4 separate regions of the Homo sapiens genome follow, and regions 2, 3 and 4 are each linked to region 1. The links are chromatin loops, found by intact Hi-C in ENCODE. Cell type or tissue: B cell. All regions are shown on one strand.

Region 1 (5,000 bases):
ATGGTGTATATGTGCCACCAGATTTTCAAGGCCAAATTCCGCCTTGTGGGATGGAGATGGTAATCTGTACCTTCAGTTTCTTGTGAGACAATGACTTTACAGTAATAAAATTTCCAGACACACAGGTGGGAGACTGAAGTGGTCTATCTATCATTATAACTCTTTGTATAGCAGCCACATAATTCCTTTGGGACTGAAATTTCTTGAAAGAAAGGACCATTTCTTACTTATCTTTGTATTCCTTGCCATTTCTTGCCTAGAGCAGGTGTTCTGAAAAGTTTTGCTAAATCGAATTGGAAATAGAGAACAAAGACCATTCTGTAATTAAATTATACTCCGACACATCTGCTTCTATGTATGTAAAAAACAATTTAAAGATATTAGGATTAAGGGACTTTTTTTTTTTTTGCTTGGACATGCTTTCCGAATTAGAGCCAAACTTCGTAATTGTTGCTTTAAGCTTATAATTGTTCTCTTCTTTAACAAAATTATTTAAGTCTCCATCTGTGCAAGGAATAGTTCTGGGCACTTTCACATATGTTGCTATGTTTATTTAGTTACTTTCCATTCCCTTGTCAATAGTACTGGGCATTATTTTTATTTAATTATCACAGTTTCAATATTTAATTTATTAATATATATTAATAGTCTAATACTTGGTACATTTGTTCCTCATACTGTCTCCTTAGTTGGATATTTTACACTCTTGATACAGAGAAGAAAATGAAACTGATAGGGAAAGAGACTCATGCAATTCCCAGGGTACATACTAGGAAGGAAGCCAGAATGTTTTCTGACTCCAGGCACTATCTATGCCTTTTCTTCTGCTCTACAGCTTCATCCTTCCCTTCAACGCTCTACTAATCTTTTCAGCTGAAGCATCTTTATCTCTTTGGCAGCTAATCACTCCACTTCTTTCAATCTCAAAGGGACTGTTATGGTAGTGCTCTCTCTCCTCTCTCTGCCTCTTCTTTCTCTCTGTTCAAAGTGAGGTTTGTGGTGGGAATTCATGGATGGGTGGACAGTTGAGATGGAAGGACTATAAAGAGTTGACAATATCTACTTATCTGCAGCTTTGAGAAATTCTGAGTTGTGAGAGAATGTTTTGTAGAGAAACTGCACTTTAGAGAGTCTGTCATTAATTGCCTTTAAGTGCTTTGTTTCTTTCCTGGCTGCCTCTTTCTAAACTTGGTTTGATAAACCAACTTTACCAAATTATTTAGAATTTGTACTTATCATCCCAGTATTCTGGATGGTGGTGTTATAAATGTCAGAGTGCTGTGCATAGAGGCCCGGGTCCAGTCCCTTTGAATTCATATTATTTCCTGCTTTAGTCCTTTGCTATTCAGAATGTAGTCTTTGGACCATCGGCATCATAATTTCTTGGACTTGTCAGAAATGCGGTTTACCAGTTCTCACCAGAGTCCTATTGAATTAGAATCTACATTTGATTGAATGAGATCTCTTTGTTTCTAGTTAGTCTAGAGTAGCTTTTGCAGCAATCTTGGTTTGTTTTCTTAAAATCCTACTTCTGCTTTGCTTAAAATATGCATATACACATTTGAACTCAATTTTGATTATTTTTGTGAGGTTATTCTAATGTATTTTTCACTAGGCCTTTTTTGGGGGGGGAAGGGAGGTGCCGTTGGCCTTTGGGGATGTCATTCAATAATTTAAGTCAGTTACTTTTAGTTCTGCTAAAAATCTTTTGTGCATTTCCTTGAAGGCAAGAACCATATTTTATTAAACCTTTGTGCCCACACAGTTCCTTTTATGTAAATGTTCAATAAGTTGAAAGCTGAATGAATTATGAATAAATGCTTGAATGAATGAATATACGGAAGAGGATGAATCTAGACGGTAAATTCCTGGAAGACTTGGACAATGTCTTATTCATCCTTGAATTGCTAATGCTTTGCAGAAAACCTACAAATAATGCCTGTTGGTTAATTTGTAGTTGTTAGATGAGACGAGATTGTCTACTTATTCCTGGTATAAGACTCTAGAGAATAGAAACGAGAGAAAATGAAGTAAAATGGAGTGCTATGGTACAGTGCTAGGCACCTTCACGATTTTTACCTCAGCTAATCATCACAACATCCTGCAAACTGGGTGTTATTTTACAGAGGCGGAAACTGTAACACGTTTACGCAGGTAGTGTCAGAGCCTAACAATTCGTGGTTGTAATTCGCAGTATCATTGCGTGCCACAGTCCTGTTTCTGCAGAAATTGAGAGGTGGAAGAGAATGATCCTTTATATAGTAAAACGCACAATTCTCCGTGTCCCCCTTGTGCATCAGAGGCGCTGTGGCTCTGAAAGAATGAGCTTTCTTGCCTTTCAACCATAGACAAGGCAGGAACAACGGTGTGAAAAGCGTCCTCCCCGCCCCGGTCTTTTTCCGCCGGCGGAACGCAGATGCTGTGGCCTTCAGGCGCTGAGGGGACCAGAGAGGGACGGACACAAGGCTCGGCAGTTGCCTGGTAACGCCCGCTGGAGGAGTCCCAGTGTAATAAGGTCCCGGAGAAGTGTCACTGGCCCTGAGTGGGACCCGGTAGCCCGTTCGCTCCGCGCCGGCGGCCTGTCCCCGCGGCTTGGCGGGCTAGGGCAGGGGAAATGTTGCAGGAGGAGTCGGACCTCTCTCTCATTATTGCCCAGATAGTCCAAAAGCTCAAGGGCTCCAATTTGTACTCTCAGCTGGAACGGCAGGCCTGGGTAAGTGAGGCCGAGTGGGAAGGGATGCAGACGGGCGGGGCCGCGGCGATGTCTCTTCTTCACCCTCCTCACCCAAGCCAGAGCTCGCCTCTGACCTCTCCAGCTCCGCTCTGGTGCTCAAAAAACAAACAGACAAAAACAAAAACAAAAACAAAAACAAAAACAAAACAAAACAAAAAAACCCCACCTCCCTGTCCGGTGCAAGCTGTGCTGCCTCAGCCCCAGGCGTGGTTAATAGATTTTTAAAGAAGGGTGGGGCGCATCACACCTTTTTTTCAGACCAGAGAAACGCTTACTCATTTATCTATTCCTGTAGTCATTTACAGGGTCTAATTTTTTAAGCTGCTGGACTCACTGAAGGTAGCTTGGACCATGCCTTCCCTCACTTTTTCCGTCCTGTGGGTGGACTTGGGCCCCCAAGTACCTTTCTGCTTTCTCGTCAATGTATCACTTTCTTGCAGTTTACCCTCCCTGCAATTATTCCTCGTCTATCCGTCCACCACCTAGCATTTATTGGATATTTTATAACATGCTAGGCACTGAGGATGCACAGATTGATTGAGATCCTTGCCTTTTTGTGACTCATATAAATGAAATCATACAGTTTGTACATTTTGTGCCTGCTTTCTGGCATTAACACAGTGCTTTTGAGATTCATCCATTTTGTTGATATTTCAGTAGTTCTGTTCCTTTTTATTGCTGAGTAATATTTCAGTGTTTGAATGTACAATGGCTTGTTTATTCATCATTGTGTGAAGGGCATTGGGTTGCTTTCTGGTTTTAGAGATTATAAGTAAAGCTGATATATACATTCTAGTATACGATTTTGCTTGGATATTTGTTTCTTTTTTTCTTGGATAAATACCTAGGATTGGAATTGCTGACTTGTATGGTAAGTGTAATGTTTCATTCTATGAGAAACTGTCACACTTTTCCAAAGTGGCTGTATCATTTTCCATTCCCACAAGCAATTCTGAGAGTTCCAATTGTTTTGCGTCCTTGATAGCGCTTGATGCTGCCAGTCTTTTATTTATTTTTATTAATTAATTATACTTCTCTAGTAGAAGTGTAATAGTATCTTATTGTAGCTTTTATTGCATTTCCCTAATGACTAATGATATTAAGCATTTTCTTATGTGCTTATATCTTTTTTGGTGAGGTAGTCTTCAAATCTTCTGCCCATTAAAAAAAAAATAGTGTTGTCTTCTTATTGTTGAGTTGTAAGGATTCTTTCTATATGATGTAAGTCTTTATCAGATGTGCGTCTTGCAAATATTTTCTCCCAGTCTGTGGATTATCTTTTTTTTTTGAGACGGAGTCTTCCTCTGTCACCCTGGCTGGAGTGCAGTGGTGTGATCTCGGCTCACTACAACCTCTGCCTCCCAGGTTCAAGTGATCCTCCCGCCTTCGCCTCCTGAATAGCTGGGATTACAGGCATCCACCACCATGCCCAGCTAATTTTTTATGTTTCCAGTAGAGATGGGGTTTCACCATGTTGGCCAGGCTGGTCTTGAACTCCTGATCTCAAGTGATCTGCCTGCCTCAGGCTCCCAAAGTGCTGGGATTACAGACGTGAGCCACCACACCCTGCCCAGTCTGTGGATTATCTTTTCATTTTCTCAACTGGGTCTTTGAAAGAGAAAAATGCTTAATTTTGGTGACATAAATTTTTATCAATTGTTTTATGATTTGTGCTTTTTGTTCCCTACCTAAAAGTGTTTGCCTAACTCAAGGTCTTAAAAAAGTTTCTACTATGTTTGTTTGTTCTAGAAGTTTTATAGTTTTAGCTTCTACATTTAGGTCTGTGATCCTAAATGTAGAAGTGTGATCCATTTTGTGATCCATTTGAGTTAATTATTGTATATGGTGCAAGGTAAGCTTTTTTTTTTTTTTTTTTGCATATGGATATCCAGTATTTCCATTACTGATTTGCTGAAAAACCTATCCTTTCTCTGCTAATTTCCTTGGCACCTTTGTCGAAAATCAATTACACACACACACACAAAATTTCTGGCTCTCTATTTTGTTCCATTGATCTATTTGTTCATCATACAATACCACACTGTCTTGCTTTTTGTAACTTTATAGTAAGCCTTGAGATCAAAGTCCTCCAAATTTGTTCCTTTTTTTCCCAAAATTATTTTGGCTATTCTAGGTCCTTTGCTTTGCTATATAAATTTTAGAATCCTCTTATAAATTACTACAAAAATTGTTGAAAATTGGATTGGGATTATGTTGAATCTGTAGATCAATTTGGGGAGAATCGAGATTTTTAGCAATATTAAAT
Region 2 (5,000 bases), 410 kb after region 1:
AAACAGACAAATGGGATTGTATCAAGCTAAAAAGCTTCTGCATGGCAAAGGAAACAATGAACAAAGTGAAGAGACAACCTATGGGGTGGGAGAAAATTTGCAAACTATCCTTCTGACAAGAGATTAATAACCAGAATATATAAGGAACTCAAACAGCTCAATAGCAGAAAAACAAATAATCTGAGTAAAAAATGGGCAAAAGACCTGAGTAGGCATAAAGACATACCAGTGGCCCACAGGTATACGAAAAAATGTTCAGCATCACTAATCATCAGGGAAATGCAAATCCAAACTACAATGAGATATTATCACACTCCAGTTTGAATGGCTGTTATCAAAAAGACAAAAAATTACAAATGCTGTTGAAGGTGTGGAGAAAGGGGAACTCTTACATACTATTTGTGGGAATGTAAAGTAGTACAGTTATTAAGGAAAACAGTATGGAGGTTTCTCAAAAAAACTAAAAATAGAGCTAGCATATGATTCAGCAGATTCACTGCTGAATATATGTCTAAAAGAAAGGAAATCATTGTTCCAAATGATACCTGCACTCTCATGTTTACTGCAGCACTATTCACAATAGGCAAGATGTGGAATCAACCTAAGTGTCCATCATCAGGTGGATGGATAAAGAAAATGTGGTATGTATACACAATGGAATATTATTCAGCCATAAAAAAGAATAAAATCCCGTTATTTACAGCAAAATGGAACTGAAGATCATTATGTTAAGTGAAATAAACCAGGCACAGAAAGACAAATATCACACGTTCTTCCTCAGATATAGGAGCTAAAAAAGTGGATTTTATGGAAGTAGAGAGTAGAATGGTGGTTACCAGAGGCTGGGAAGCGAAGAGGGGAATGAAGAGAAGTTGGTTAATGGGTACAAAAATGCAGTTAGGTAGAAGTAATAAGTTCTAGTATTTGATACTAAAGTAGGGAAATTAAAGTTAACAGTAATTTATTGTGTGTTTCCAAATAGCTGGAAGATAATTATAATGGTTCCAACATGGAGAAAAGATAAATGTTTGAGGTGATGGATATCTCAGTTACCCTGATTTGATCATCACACATTGTATACGTGTATCAAAATACCATATGTACTCCCAACATATGTATAACATCAATTTAAAAAAGAGAATCTGAGCTGTAGTTAAATAATGTGGCTATGATATTATCCTGAATCAGTGGCACAGCTGGGAGTAAAATCAGGTCTGTTTCCATTCCAGAGTTCTTTTCATTAGTCTTAGAATAAATTGCCAAAAATCCCTTTGAGACACTGACCTGTAGCACTGGCCACAACTTCAAGCAGAAACAATATAAGTTAACATTTTAGAAGCTGGCATTTCTGTAGCTCTGCAGATTGGGAAAGATACCTTTAAAAGGAATGGTGTATCTCTCTCTGCTTGCCCTCTGATGGAAGTGTTGTTTAGCAACAGCATCTATAAAAGATCAGTGAGAGGCAGGTAATAAGGAACCAGATAATTCTTAAATGAGTAATTCTTTTACCATCAAGAATTTCTTATGTAATGAAAAATCGCTTGTACCCCAAAAGCTATTGAAATTTAGAAAATGTTAAAAAAGAATTTCTTATACATACAAATCCTTGTCTCACCATTAAAATGTAAAATTAGATTTTCATAAGACTTATTAATTAAACATGTTCTACGTCATTCAACAGCATCCAACAAATAATTTGTTGAGTGCCTTTATACCAAGTGCTAGGGTTAGAGTGATGAGCAGAAGACTTATACTTTACTGAAATAAACAGTTGTTGAAGTAACAATCATACAGATAAGTAGTTATAGTTATTTAAATGCTATGCATAAAAGCTACTAAGGGATTAATAATCAGGGGCTGGGTGTGGTGTCTCATACCTGTAATCTCAGCACTTTGAGAGGCAGAGGAGTTCAAGAGATCAGCCTATGCAACATAGCAAGACCCTATCTCTACAAAAAAAGGAAAAAAAAGGTTATATAGTAATGTTCAGAAAGGTTCACTTGAAGAATTAAAGTTTTAGCTGAGATATGAAGGTTTAATGAAACAAAAAGGTGGAGGGATAGCAAAAAGGAGCTTATACTCAGCAAACAGCACGTACAGAGGCCCTGAAGAAGGACATAGTATGATCTGTCCTAAGAAATGAAAGACAACTAGAGTATTTGGAACAGAGAATGCTAATAAAAAATGCAAGTCCTGGTCATGAGAAGAGAAGTGAAGGTGTTTACTAAGTATCACCAAGGAAACCACAGCAAAAGGAGAAGTGAATCTCCCCCCAAAATAAATGGTTCTGTTAGATCTGTTGTTTTAAAGATTCGTTGTCAAGACCACTACAATTTTCAATTTGCTAAGCAGAGTATTACTAAGATTTGGGCAGTTTTAATATGTTCTTTTTCATTTGATTTTTCTTCCTTTCTGTACTGACTTACTGGAAATTGTGGGATGACTTTGATGTGCTGAAGTGTTTAGATCAGGAATTTTCACTGTTGAACAGTCATAGAGAGAATCTTATCTTGTTTTCTTGGCTGGGGATTTTGTGTGGGCGTGTGAGGTACAGCTGCACCATGAGTTTTTTGGCAGTGAGGACAGGGCAATTCTCAATGCAGTTCATCTTGAATAGGAAGAAACTTAAGAGTAAAAAGTCTACTTTGAATGCACTAAATTCAGTGGAAAACACCCAGGGCCTGAACCTTCAGCTGACATCCTGTTACTTGGTTAAATGGATACAGCAGCCTCAGGCCCATGTCCAGGTTTTATGGTAGGAACACATGAAGGGGAGAACAGTCAAGGCTTTGTTTCAATATAAAACTATCAGTTACCACATCTAGTTTTAAATGTTTTTGGTTTTTGTTTGTGGTTTATTTAAGCTTTTTCTCTAAAGAACACTTAATAAAAAAGGCAGATTGATGGAAACCTAGCTTTGCTTGCAAGTATGAATTCATATTTTTATGTAGCTTATCAGAAAGATTTTTTTCAGATTTATTTATATACAGATGGATTCCCAGATCTGCTTTTATTGCTCACGTTTTCTTCACTCTCCCTTGATCTCTTCTGTAGTCTATAAGCATTAACCCTCAAATTAAATGCAGACAGTATAGAACTATTCATTTGTAAGCACACTTACATCCTTCCCTTTGCATAAACTCATCATTACTCTTCATAAGCAGAAACCTCTGAACTGCGTCCAGCGCTTAACTGCTTGTTTATATCTTTACTGTTATTTAGTATTACTACTTTCAGAGTAGTATAAAGTTTTGTTCTGTGAACAGTTTGCCTGAGTTCAAATCCAGTCCTGCTGCTTACTTTGTTGGTTCCATTAGCTTTTTAGTTTTTAACTTCCAAAATAAAGATAATTATGTTAGAACCTCGTAAGTTTTTTTTAAGACTTAAGAAAATGCATACAAAGGACTTAATTTAAAATAAATATCCAGGAGAAGAGATGCTAGTTATTTTATTCTTGATTTAGGTCCAGTCTTCTAGAATCTATTAATAGCTGTCTTTTCTGGTTGATGTCATTTAGTCTAAAGATCATCTGTATGTTGGTGACTTCCCACCAATACCTCTGTTCCTAACCTCACTTTTTCCTAAGCTCCAGACTTGCAGATCTGACTGCTGCTCTATTATCTACACTTAAATGTCAAATGCATACTTCAAACATAACGTGTCTTAAAACAACTTTTGATCTCTGTCACCGGCCCCTGCTCGTTTCCCCAATCTTTTCCTCCCCATTCTTTTCTATCTCAGTTAATGGTAGCACCCTCTGTACTTTTGGCTTTTGTTTAGCTACCAGCCCCTGTCCATTTCATCAGCGCATCTTAATAGCATTATCCCCAGAATATATCCTGAATCTGACTCCTTGTTGTCATCTTATCTACTACTATCATAGTCTAAGATGATGACCCTTTCCTGTCTAGGCAATTATATAAGGAATGGTCTTCTTATTTCTCCGTATTTCATGATAAGACTGGACCATTTTTAGTCTTATCATGAACAATCTATTCTCCACATTGAAGAACAACATTCTAAAAAAAGATTATTCCCCTTCTTTTTATTGAAATTAGAAAACTGTCCAGAGTTCTTGAAAGCCTTTCATGACCTAGCTCCTCTCTGACTTTCTGCCAGTCTCTCAAACACTGCTAGTTCATTCCATCTGAAGGCTTTTTTTTACAGCCTTTTCCTCTCTTTGGGATATTTTTCACCCATGTCTTCACAATGGGACTCCTTGCAATTTTTAGGTCTCAGATGTCAGCTCCTTAGAGAGGCTTACCCTGACATCTTTCCTGCTTTTCTTAAGTTAATCACTATCTGAAATTTCCCTTCCTCTTCTTCCTTCTTTCATAAAGTGCCCCTCCCCAAACCCAAAGGAATTTAAGTTCCATACAAGGACTTTATCCGTTTTATTCACTGCCATATGCCCAGTGCTTAGAATGAAATCTGGTATTCAGAATGTTTTCGGTATTACAATACTATATGGGTGGATGGCTAGATGAAAGAATGAACAAGTATGTATCTGGTAATTTTCTACAACCAGAAAAATGATAGATTATTTCATTCTTACAAACTTGTATAGGTGTTTATTTTCGAATTAATCATGCTAATCTTTGTCCTAATTGCTTTTACTATCACTTCTGTTTTTGATTGTAAGGCTTTCTTCTTCTCATAGAGTGCTAGATACAGTTTTGGTACTTAATGTTGATTAAATTGAAAATGCAATCTAATATCTTTATATTCTCTGAAATTATAGAATATGTATTTCTGAAAGCAGGTGTGTTTAAAATATGCATTCCCCTTTTATCTCCTGCAGTTCATAATTGGACCCTTGAAGACACTCTTCAGTGGTTGATAGAGTTTGTTGAACTACCCCAATATGAGAAGAATTTTAGAGACAACAATGTCAAAGGAACGACACTTCCCAGGTGAGTCTTTGTTATGCAAATGTATTTTCCACTCAGGGAGAATTATATGCTAGATGTCATTTCCCCATACTGAATCTACAAGTTACT
Region 3 (5,000 bases), 720 kb before region 1:
AACCTTGTGGCATAAATATTAAATAATAATATCTCTTGGGCAAAAAAATATCATTCATGTTAACTGACAACTTCTTATGAAAATATGAAGTAAGCCCAACCACACAATTTGATATTGGCTAATTCTGAAATATGAGTAAAAGCACGGATTGCTCAACAGGTAGATGCACAGGCAGAATTATAATTTGCATTTTTACACCTTCTTGCTTCAAGAAATGAAACATTCAAGAAGTAAAAAACGTTAAAAGAAACGGGCTGAGTGGCAAATTTCTTCAGAATCAAATTCTAATTTCTGCCAGTATCTCCTAAGCAGTTTTTAGCTTCCAAAAAGAAAGACTCCAAATAATGACAATGCCACATAAGTGAAATGAATTCTGGACAATGACACTGCTCTTTTTTTTTTTTTTTTTGGCATTCTGTGAATTTCCTATTACATCAGTTTCATGATTCAGCATTTTCCATTTCATTTATTTACAGTAATATATGGCGAGATAACCCAAGGTTTCTGCAGGATTGTGGAACATAAGTTACTCTGGGCAGGAAGGGTGTCGCCTTCTGTAAATTTACTATTGTTTAGGAGAACTCAAAACAGAAGCAAGCAAGCCCTCAAAGGAACTGAGAAAATTTCTCCCCACTTTGTTCTGAGGGGTCTCAGCTACTCTGGTATTTAAAATAAATGGGTTTTGAAAAATAGGTTACTGCCCTTTAGTTGATGACTAAAACAGAAGCCAAGAAGTGTGCAAATTGCAAACTGACATGCATGAGCCAAACATATTCTCTGAAATGACAATGTTCAAGACGCAGCTAAAGTCACCACTCTGGCGGTAAGCGTGTTACAGAGAACTAGATTTCTTTCCGGCATCCGCAACTTGGCTGGAGTGACCAAGGAGGAGTTGAAGAGCGCTGGAGATGCGAGGTGCGTTGGCAGAAAACTGTCCGGGCCGGGAGGACCCGGTGGAAACTAAAAGGAGGGTCGACGCGGGTGGCGGGCGCCGAGAGTAAGAGGCGAAGTTGGGCACGGGAAGGAAAGGAGCTGCGAGAAGATTGAGAGGGAAGCCCAGGAGGGGTGGGGGGTTGGGGGGTGCTGGAGACTGCGCGCGGCGGGGCGGGGAGCGAACTCCGGGCGGCGAGGCTCCCGGGTGGAGTCGAGGACAAGAAGGGGTCTCGAGGGTAACCCGACCCGGGTCTAGAGAGAGTCCAGGAGGGAAAGGAATGAGCACGAGCGAGAGAGCAGCTTGGCAAGTCCGGTCCAAGCGCCCCTCTCCACGCCCGGGGTACCTATCCCAGGTGCCGGGAACGCCCGGGGCGCAGCGACGAGGAAGAGAGAAAACTAGCAGCGGCGTCCCCGCCCCGCGTGGCGGGTGTCCCCGGCCGCCCCCACCCGCGTCCCCGGGGCCCCGCGCGGAGGGGAAGACCCGGGCAGGGTCCGGCGCTCACCAGGTAGCAGAGCAGGAGCAGCGCGCAGGCAGAGCGGCCGCCGAGGCCCTGGGGGACGCCGCCACTCGGGACCATGGCTGCGGCCCGGGGGCCGACCGCGAGCGGCGGGGGTTGCTGCTGCTGCTGCCGCGGCCACCCGAGCCCCGCGCCGCGCCGCTGCATGGCGAGGCCGCCCGGATCCGGGCCGGAACAGGTCACCTGGTGCAGGGACCGGCCCCCGCCCGAGGCGCCACCTTCCCGCCCGCCCCCGGCCGGGCCGGCCGCCGCGCGCGGGGCCACCTGCCGCCACCTCCGGACCCGCCGCCGCCGCCACTGCCGCTCCCGCCGTCGCCGCCCCCGCAGCCCCAGCCGAGCGCCGGCTCCTCCCCGCCTCCCCGTCCCCGTCCCCTCCCTCCCCTCTGCCTCCCTGCCCAGCCCTCCTCCCGGCCGCTCCCTCTGGCCCCCGGGCTTCCACCCCTCGGAGCAGCGGGCGCCCACGCAGGTGGGCACCGACCCGGGTCCCGCCCCTTGGCCGCCGCCACCCCCCGCCCGGGTCGCTGGGCCCCGGCGCACCCCCCTTTCCCTTTCTCTCTGCTCCTCCCCCGCCCCCCTTCCGCGCTCCTGCTCTCTGCGATCCCCCTCCTCTCCCTCCGGCTCCCTCTTCCTTCTCCCCTCGCGCTCCCAAACCCCCTCTCTTTTTCACTTTCTCCTTTTCCTCCCTTTCCTCTTTCTCCCTTCCCATCCTCTTCCTCGCTTCCGCATTCTTCCTCTCCCACCCACCCCTTTTGCGGGTCGCACAGACCAGTTCCCGCCCGTGCAATGGGTTTTTGTCTGGTTGCTTTTTTGGCCGGGGCGCCATTCCCGCAGGGCGCAGGGCGAGTGTGCCCCCTGGAGTTGTGCCGCGCAGCTGCCCGGCTCCCAGGCCTTCAGGATGGATTTTGACCCCTGCCAACCTCCACCTGTCCACCTGCGGGGTTGGGACTGCCTCCTTGCTGGCATGTTTGCAGCCGGGCTGCGCCCCACCCTGCCGGCTGGTTCGCGGCACGTTCTGGATGTTTCCCGAGGGTTTTGTGTGGTGCCGCCGCCACCGCCACCACTGCGCTCTTTGTTTTAATTGTCCAGAGTATTGGCACCCAGGACGGGTTTGTATTTGATTTGCATCCCTGTGCTCCGGCTTCCACTTTGGACTGAGAAAAAAATGAATTAATTAGGTCAATACAGTAATACTGGAGCCCCAAATGAAAGGGGTGAGGCCCTGGAAGTGCGCAAACAGCTTTTTAAAAAACCAGGACACATCCTCGGCCTTGGGGACGCAGGTTGAGACTGGCTGCTCTCCGACCCGGGTTCTGCGGCCTGGCGGGGAGGGGCCTCCGGCCGGCGGGACCACCAGCTCGCCGCCGGCCTTGGCTTTCAGGGAAGCGCTTGGCTGTGTCTAGCGGCTCCGACAACTATCTGGGCCCGCAGCTGCTGCTCTGAAACAGTTAATCCACCTTCCAAAGTTCGCAGAAGCTTCCCTTTAGCACTGGTAGATTTGTGCGGATTGGAACTAATAATAGCCTGGGAGCCTGAGAGGCCACAGCCCTTTCCCTGTGCCACGAGCATAGGTCAAGTCACAACAGACGTCGGGGAGAGGCTGGTGGTGAGACGGGGTGCCCGGGATGGTTTGACGGGCGTGGACGCGCCCTCAGCTGCTTCAGTACAGGCCTGGCCACACCAGGCATGGTGGCTCCTCAGCTGTCGTCCACTTTTTTTTAGGTCACCTAAGAGCTGTGGCCTTGTGTGAGTTCCCTGGCCTTATTCCACCGGTTCTCAAACTTCAGAATTACCTGGAGGGATTGTTAAAACACAGATTCCTGGACTTCAGCCCTAGAATTTCTGACTCAGTTGGTCCTGGGAGGGACTTGAGAATGTACCTTTCTAACAAGCTCCTGGGTGATGTTAACGCGCTGGTTCAAACAGCCCTCCTCCATTTCCAGAACTATTGGCTTTTAGGGAACTGGGCTCCTGCTCCTCCCAGCCAGCTGCCACCACATTAAAGCATTTTGGGGGTTTTGACAGATGCTCCCACTATCTCTGTTCCACTTCTGCAGAAACAAAGCACTTAACATTCTTCTGTGTGACGTGGAAAACATTTATTCTATCGAGTGTCCAAGGGAACAAAAGATTTGGTGGCTTTGTCCCAGATCCTGTCTATATCTTTTCCATCAGGTCAAAATACAGACTATGCTTTTAATGTATATGGAAGGAAAATTGTCGGCCAGTTCAGGGGGAAGGGGCTTCAACAGGCATTGCAGCATTTCTAGGGTTGCCACCTGTCTTCCTGGGCCACGCTCCGGAGTTTCTCTCCTCCCACATTGTACACAGATTCTGTTGGTCTTCGGGGAGCTAAATGGTTCCTCGGGGTTGTTTGTAATCAGGATTCATGGAATTGGGAGTTTTCAAGGCCTTGTGAGCTTTGAGGATTTGGGTTTACCTAAGTGTAGGTAAGCAGAGTGCCCCACTGGAGGCTGGACTGTTTCTAACTTGCCATATCCAACTGCTCACTTCTCCCCTACTCACTCATCTCCTATTGTGTTCCTACTGTGGACTGGGCACCACCTGAGGCCCCAGGATTCCAGAGGTAGGCAGGAAGGCTCTGTTTCTGCAAGGAGCACCAGGCATGCAGAAAACCGGCCAGAGTTTGGTCTTCTAAGAGGGATGTGTGAGTTGCTCTCTCATCCTGAGCTAGAGGTGGTGGGATTAACTGCTTCATCCTGTGTTGGAGAGGGGGAGAGAAAAAGTCAAGATTTCTTTTCACGGGGGAGTGGGACGTTTTGATCCAGAAGACAGAATCAGCTCTTACTTTTGCGTCTCTCCAGCAGTTTGTGTCAGTCATTGAAAGGGCGTGGTCTGATTTCAGAAGAAAGCCCTTTATTTAAAAAGAAATATATCTTCCCATTGTCCCATGGAAGGGCTTGAAATCTCACCATTACAATTCATCAGTTTAAATTAAGTTTTAATACTCCACTAAAAGTCGAAGGCCCCAGGGGGAGATTGGCCTCCCTTATTACTGCCTTGGTGTGAGTCAGTTTATCACATGCCCTTGGAAAGGGACCAATTCCACACCTCAACACGGGAAAGGACAAAGGCACAGAGTCCTGAGCTCATCATGGCCCGCCCCTAGGAGGAGACTTCAGAGGCCTGGAGGGAGGGGCTGGAGAAAGGACTGCATCTGCATGCCTAGGTGGCACATCATAGCATTCCAGGTGAGATGTTCTGAGACTCTGAAATTTTTTTTCTTTTTTTTTTCTTTTTGAGACGGAGTCTCACTGTGTTGCCCAGGCTGGAGTGCAGTGGCGTGATCTCAGCTTACTGCAACCTCCACCCCCTGGGTTTAAGCTATTCTCCTGCCTCAAGCCTCTAGAGTAGCTGGGATTACAGGCACCTGCCACCATGCCCAGCTAATTTTTGTATTTTTAGTAGAGATGGGGGTTTCACCATGTTGGCCAGGTTGGTCTTGAACTCCTGACCTCGTGATCCACCCACCTAGGCGTCCCAAAGTGCTGGGATTACAGGCGTGAGCCACCATGCCTGGCCCAAAATGGT
Region 4 (5,000 bases), 430 kb after region 1:
CAGTCTTTGGGACTCTGCACGTTGCACACAGCTCCTCCCTAGATGAGGTAGACCACAAAATTCTGGAAGCAAAGTAAGAATGTTGTTTTCACTTTTATTTGATTTATGTTTATTGTGTTAAAATGAGTAATTTGTGAACAATTTATATTTATCATTTATATAATTACATAATTTACATTAGTTTTAAGAGTGGGTTATTTCTTCTTGAAATTAGTTAATTGCCATGGTCTGTTCATGTATTGCCTTTTTTCAGTGCCATATTAAAGACCTTTTGATGCAGTAAGTAATTTCTTTATTGGCTTTTCCAGGAAAGCTCTCTCTGAGTTGACAACTTGTTTACGAGAACGACTTTTTCGCTGGCAACAAATTGAGAAGATCTGTGGCTTTCAGATAGCCCATAACTCAGGACTCCCCAGCCTGACCTCTTCCCTTTATTCTGATCACAGCTGGGTGGTGATGCCCAGAGTCTCCATTCCACCCTATCCAATTGCTGGAGGAGTTGATGACTTAGATGAAGACACACCCCCAATAGTGTCACAATTTCCCGGTAAGTGGCAATTTCAACAAAAATTGTTGGTACAGGTTTTAAAGTAATTTTCTCCTATGTCCTTTTAGGAATCATGTACTTCGAAATCTGTGAGAAAAAATTGGGTTTATCCTTCATTTTCTCTTTCTTTTTGTTAGTAATTTAAATATTTACTATTTGAGAATACCATATGCAATGCATATATCAATACTTTGTGTATATTTATATTATATATTTATACACACACTTTAAAGAAATCTGAATGCTTTATAAATTTGATTATTAAGTGTTTATTTGAGCAACTGTTATATATAACATTATATTGTTGAATATAAGACTTTTTTTAAAACATTGCTTGTAATTAAATTGAAATGAGGAGTCATATAAAAACATAATTGACAGTAAAGATAGCACACTATAAATGCCAAATCAGTGTGGGAATGAAGTGCTGAGCATTCAGGGAAAATATCCTTTCAAATGGCCGCTTAATGTATAGTAGGAATAAAAATTAGGGGAAGATCTTGGAAACAGGGATTTGAATCCTAGCTCTACCACTAACTAACTCCAGGTATGTACTTGTATTATTTTGCTGGTTTTACTTCTCTGGTTTGACAGCAGACAGTTAATGCAAGGAGAGTGAGGCGGCACTCAACTCTTAAAAGAGGCAGGAAGAGTGGACAGATTGTAAATACAGCAAAACTAGAAGTGTGTGACTGCATTCATTTCACTTGCTCCACACTGCAAGGTCATGACGGTTGCAAAGTTATGTCTAGATCTGGGCCAGCTCTGCAGTTAGAATATTCTCAGTTTGTATTTGTTTATTTGAATTATATGCACTTAAGCTTGCCAAATGCAACACTGATTCATAAGTACACGCTTTTGTTTGAAAACTATAGCTTTTAAAAGTTGAATTTCCTCCTTAAAATCCGTGTTTAATATCTGAATTGTGCATGAAAGTGCATTATCTAGATTAACTAGTTTTTTTCTTTGCTTTTTAAAAAACACTTTTTGGGTTGGGGGCAGAGGTATTGGATATCCATATGTCCGTTAAAAGGAAACAATTGTACTAAATGTGAATAATTATTCTAGTTTTAAGTGATTGTGGAATACAGGCAAATTTAAACTTTTAAATCAGAAAAAAGTACAAGAGTTGATTTTAAATTTAATGTTTTAGAAATGTTGTGATCAGGCCAGGCACGGTGGCCTGTAATCCCGGCACTTTGGGAGGCTGAGGCAGGCAGGTCACTAGGTCAGGAGTTCAAGACCAGCCTGGCCAACATGATGAAATCCTGTCTCTAGTAAAAATACAAAAATTAGCTGGGCGTGGTGGTGTGCGCCTGTAATCTCAGCTACTCGGGAGGCTGAGGCAGGAGAAACGCTTGAACCCTGGAGGCAGAGGCTGCAGTGAGCCGAGATTGTGCCACTGCACTCCAGCCTGAGCGACAGAGCAAGACTCAGTCTCAAAAAAGAAAAAGAAAGAAATGCTGTGATCAGATTTATTATCTCTAAAAAATAACTCATGTCAAAGATTACAATTTGAGAGCTCTGCCTCCACCCAGTGGCACCACAGAGGTACTCCACTCTGCTTAGTTACAAAAGCCTAATTTCTGGACCTGATAAATGGGAAACTCTCGGCAATAGAAGTCTAGGGAAGGACGAAGGCTCTTCATTTCTATACCCTCCTGAGCAGTTAAAATTTTTTTTTTACCATGGATATGTGTAAATTTTACAAGTTTGAAATAATGACAAGGAAACATGCCTGTAGTATGTTAAGAACAAAGTAAAAGGTTGTAACAATATACACAGAATAATATTGTCTATGTGTAATTATATGGAAAGAAAAAACACAGAAAATATCAATGGTTAGCTCTGTGTAGATAGGGGAATGGGTGTTGTTTTCCTATTACTTTTTAAAATGTCTTTTCCTATTCTTAAATATCTGCTAAATGCTTTCCTTGGTGAGAATGTGATAACAATTTATTTAAACTTTCCTATAAAGCCATCCACACACACTTAAAGTGACTGAAAATAATATGCCCACCTACCAAAAAGATAAACAGGTTTTAACATTTTTCTTTATCTTTTTCTCTGAAATAAACTATTACAAATACACTTAAACCACATTGCCTACCCTTCCCCACTGTTTTAAAGTTGTGACTTATGCTAAAGCCTGTTGTACTTTTATTACATACATATATATCCATAACATTATATACAATGGTTGCGTGTTTAGAAGTGTATATAAATGTTATCAAACTAGGTGATATTTTACAACTCTTTTTGCTCAAAAGTTATGTTTCAAAATTTTTTCATGTTTATGTAGAGATGAATTAAAGTCACTGCTTAATGAGTTAACCATAACTTATATGTTTATTTATTGTATTTAAAAATCCATAGTTTATCCGTTTTTCTACTTTCTACTTTCTTGGCCCTTACAAACAATGTGCAACAAGCATCTTTACCTGTATTTCCTTGTGCATAACTTTGAGAGTTTCTCTGTGTGGACACCTAGAAACGGACTGCTGGGTCATTGGGAAGGCACCTTTTACTAGTCATTGTCAAGTTGCTCTCAAAATAGTTTACATACCCACTGTTTTATAAGGGTGCCTGTGTGCCTGTATCCTCATCAGTACTTGGAATAACCTGATTTACTTGTTTTGCAACTCGAATGCGTATGAAATGATACCTCACAATTATGAAAATTTTTATTTCCTTGATGACTGTTGAGGTTGAGTACCATTTCCTTTATTGGCATTTGTTGTTCAGATTTCTTCCTGAGTTGCTTGTTCTTGCTGTGGAATCCCTGCAAGATTCCATACTGATGTGGAAGTGTTCTTTCTATTTTCTGGTTATTTGAGAGTTGCAAATATCTTCTAAACTTTGGCTTTTTGAATGGCAAATTGTGAATCTGATTTGTGTTTTTTATGTCTTTTTCAACAGATGATAGGTTGTTGTTTGCTCTCCTTAGAGTTTTTAAGTTTTTCTTTAATCCATTAGCCCTTTAATCCACCTAGAAGTTATTTTTGTTCATAGTGTGAAGTTGGAATCTAAATATATCTCTTGATATACGGGTAAACAGTTGTCTCAGCTTCATTCCTGTTCTATCCTTGCTGACTTATAATACCACTTCTCTCCATAGATACATAAGTGCTCCCAGCTCTCCCATTTTGTTTCACTGGCCCTATTCTGCTTTAGTTTCTAGAGTTTTATAAAAAGTTTTGATATTTGATAAGACCAAGTCTTCCTTTATTGTTCAAATTCAGAATTTCTACCCTTAACTAATCTTCTGAATTTTAAGATCAGCTTATGAAATTCCATGAAAGGTTCCATTGGGTTTAAAAAATTTTTTTTTGAATTTGTGAATTTATTTGTGGAGAATTATTAATCAATTCCATTTATCGAGATCTTTTCTATCTTTAAGTAAAATTGATAATTTATTTTCTCTGTGCAGGTCTTGCTTTTTTTAAAAAAAGATTAATTTTAGGTACCTTAATAAATTTTTGGTAGGTATATATGTTACCTTTCTTATAAAACTGTATTTCAGATTGCTTGTTGCTGATGAGGAAATGCCGTTGGATTTGGTGTGCTGAATACAGAATACCAAATACAGAAACATATATTTAAGTATTTTATGGTAGTCTTGGATTTTTCATGTTAATACTAGTAGATTTTTTCCTCTTTATTGCCCAAGCTAAGACCTCCAGTAAAATATTGAATGAAAATGGTGACTGCAGGCAATAGGGATTGCCATTTCTGACTTTAAAGAGAATGCTGCCAGAATTTCACCAGGAAGTATTTTTTTTAATGTTTTTGGTAGATTACTTTTAAGTTAAGGAAAGTCATTTCTATTTCTGTCTTGCTAAGAATGGTTTTTTTTGGTTAATCAGTGGATATTAAATTTTACCAAATTATTTTTCTGCGTAATTTGAAGTGATCATTCGTTTTTTATTCTGCTGAATTTTAATCTGTTTAAATAAATCCTTTAAGTGTCAGTGAAACTATATTTGTCACAATGTACAATTTTTAGAATGAGTTGCGTTTGGTTCGTTATTTAGGATTTTTGCATCTTTAATCACACATTGGATTAGCCAGTAATTTTTCTTCCTGACACTATCTTAGATTTTGGTATCAAGATTATATTAACATCATAAAATAAATGAAAGAGTAGTCCCCCTCTGCCCATATATGTGGTTTTGCTTTTCATGGTTTCTAGTTACCTGTGGTCAACTGTGGTCTGAAAATAGTGAGTAGAGTACAATAAGGTATTTCGAGGTGGGGGTGGGGGGAAACCGCATTTACATAACTTTTATTACAGTATATTATTATAATTGTTCTTTTTTATTATCTGTTATTAATCTCTTGCTGTGCTTAATTTATAAATTAAACTTTATTATAGGTATGTATGCATAGGAAAAACATAGTGTGTATAGAGTTTGGGACTATCCATGGTTTCAGGCATCCACTGGGGTCTTAG

What was found. Hi-C counts contacts between places; a loop is a spot of excess contacts. Peaks named below come from ENCODE experiments on the same cell type or tissue, not always from the same donor. Only the 100,000 strongest peaks of a DNase experiment are listed, where the experiment ranks them.
Region 2: a loop joins it to region 1, with 5 times the contacts of the local background. A loop is called at or near these places in 15 of 110 quality-filtered maps.
Region 3: a loop joins it to region 1, with 5 times the contacts of the local background. A loop is called at or near these places in 6 of 110 quality-filtered maps.
Region 4: a loop joins it to region 1, with 8 times the contacts of the local background. A loop is called at or near these places in 28 of 110 quality-filtered maps.

Annotation. Positions count from the first base shown.
Region 1 is chr4:26,581,580-26,586,579 of GRCh38, forward strand. TBC1D19 (TBC1 domain family member 19) reads left to right here and starts at 2,505. Exons shown (of 21, transcript NM_018317.4): 1 at 2,505-2,713. The coding sequence starts at 2,615. RefSeq lists an enhancer at 2,733-2,822. In B cell, no CTCF peak of the experiment used is centred here; a DNase peak (open chromatin) is centred at 2,422; H3K4me3 peaks cover 1,748 bases; H3K27ac peaks cover 2,018 bases.
Region 2 is chr4:26,990,578-26,995,577 of GRCh38, forward strand. STIM2 (stromal interaction molecule 2) reads left to right here. Exons shown (of 12, transcript NM_020860.4): 4 at 4,802-4,913. Among named protein-coding and RNA genes, the nearest start is that of STIM2, 130 kb to the left of the region's middle. In B cell, no CTCF peak of the experiment used is centred here; DNase peaks (open chromatin) are centred at 2,384, 2,494 and 4,794; H3K4me3 peaks cover 3,533 bases; H3K27ac peaks cover 5,000 bases.
Region 3 is chr4:25,861,239-25,866,238 of GRCh38, forward strand. SEL1L3 (SEL1L family member 3) reads right to left here and starts at 1,750. Exons shown (of 24, transcript NM_015187.5): 1 at 1,437-1,750. The coding sequence starts at 1,598. It overlaps LOC102723733 (a long non-coding RNA gene), which reads left to right. Exons shown (of 2, transcript XR_427503.5): 1 at 1-915. It overlaps LOC124900688 (a long non-coding RNA gene), which reads right to left. Exons shown (of 3, transcript XR_007058092.1): 3 at 3,970-4,168. RefSeq lists silencers at 749-1,043, 1,314-1,773, 1,824-1,983. In B cell, a CTCF peak has its summit at 2,273 (motif pointing left); DNase peaks (open chromatin) are centred at 183, 333, 953, 1,793 and 2 weaker places; H3K4me3 peaks cover 2,760 bases; H3K27ac peaks cover 4,758 bases.
Region 4 is chr4:27,008,456-27,013,455 of GRCh38, forward strand. STIM2 (stromal interaction molecule 2) reads left to right here. Exons shown (of 12, transcript NM_020860.4): 9 at 1-73; 10 at 309-547. Among named protein-coding and RNA genes, the nearest start is that of STIM2, 150 kb to the left of the region's middle. In B cell, CTCF peaks have their summits at 2,087 (motif pointing left) and 2,292; a DNase peak (open chromatin) is centred at 2,076.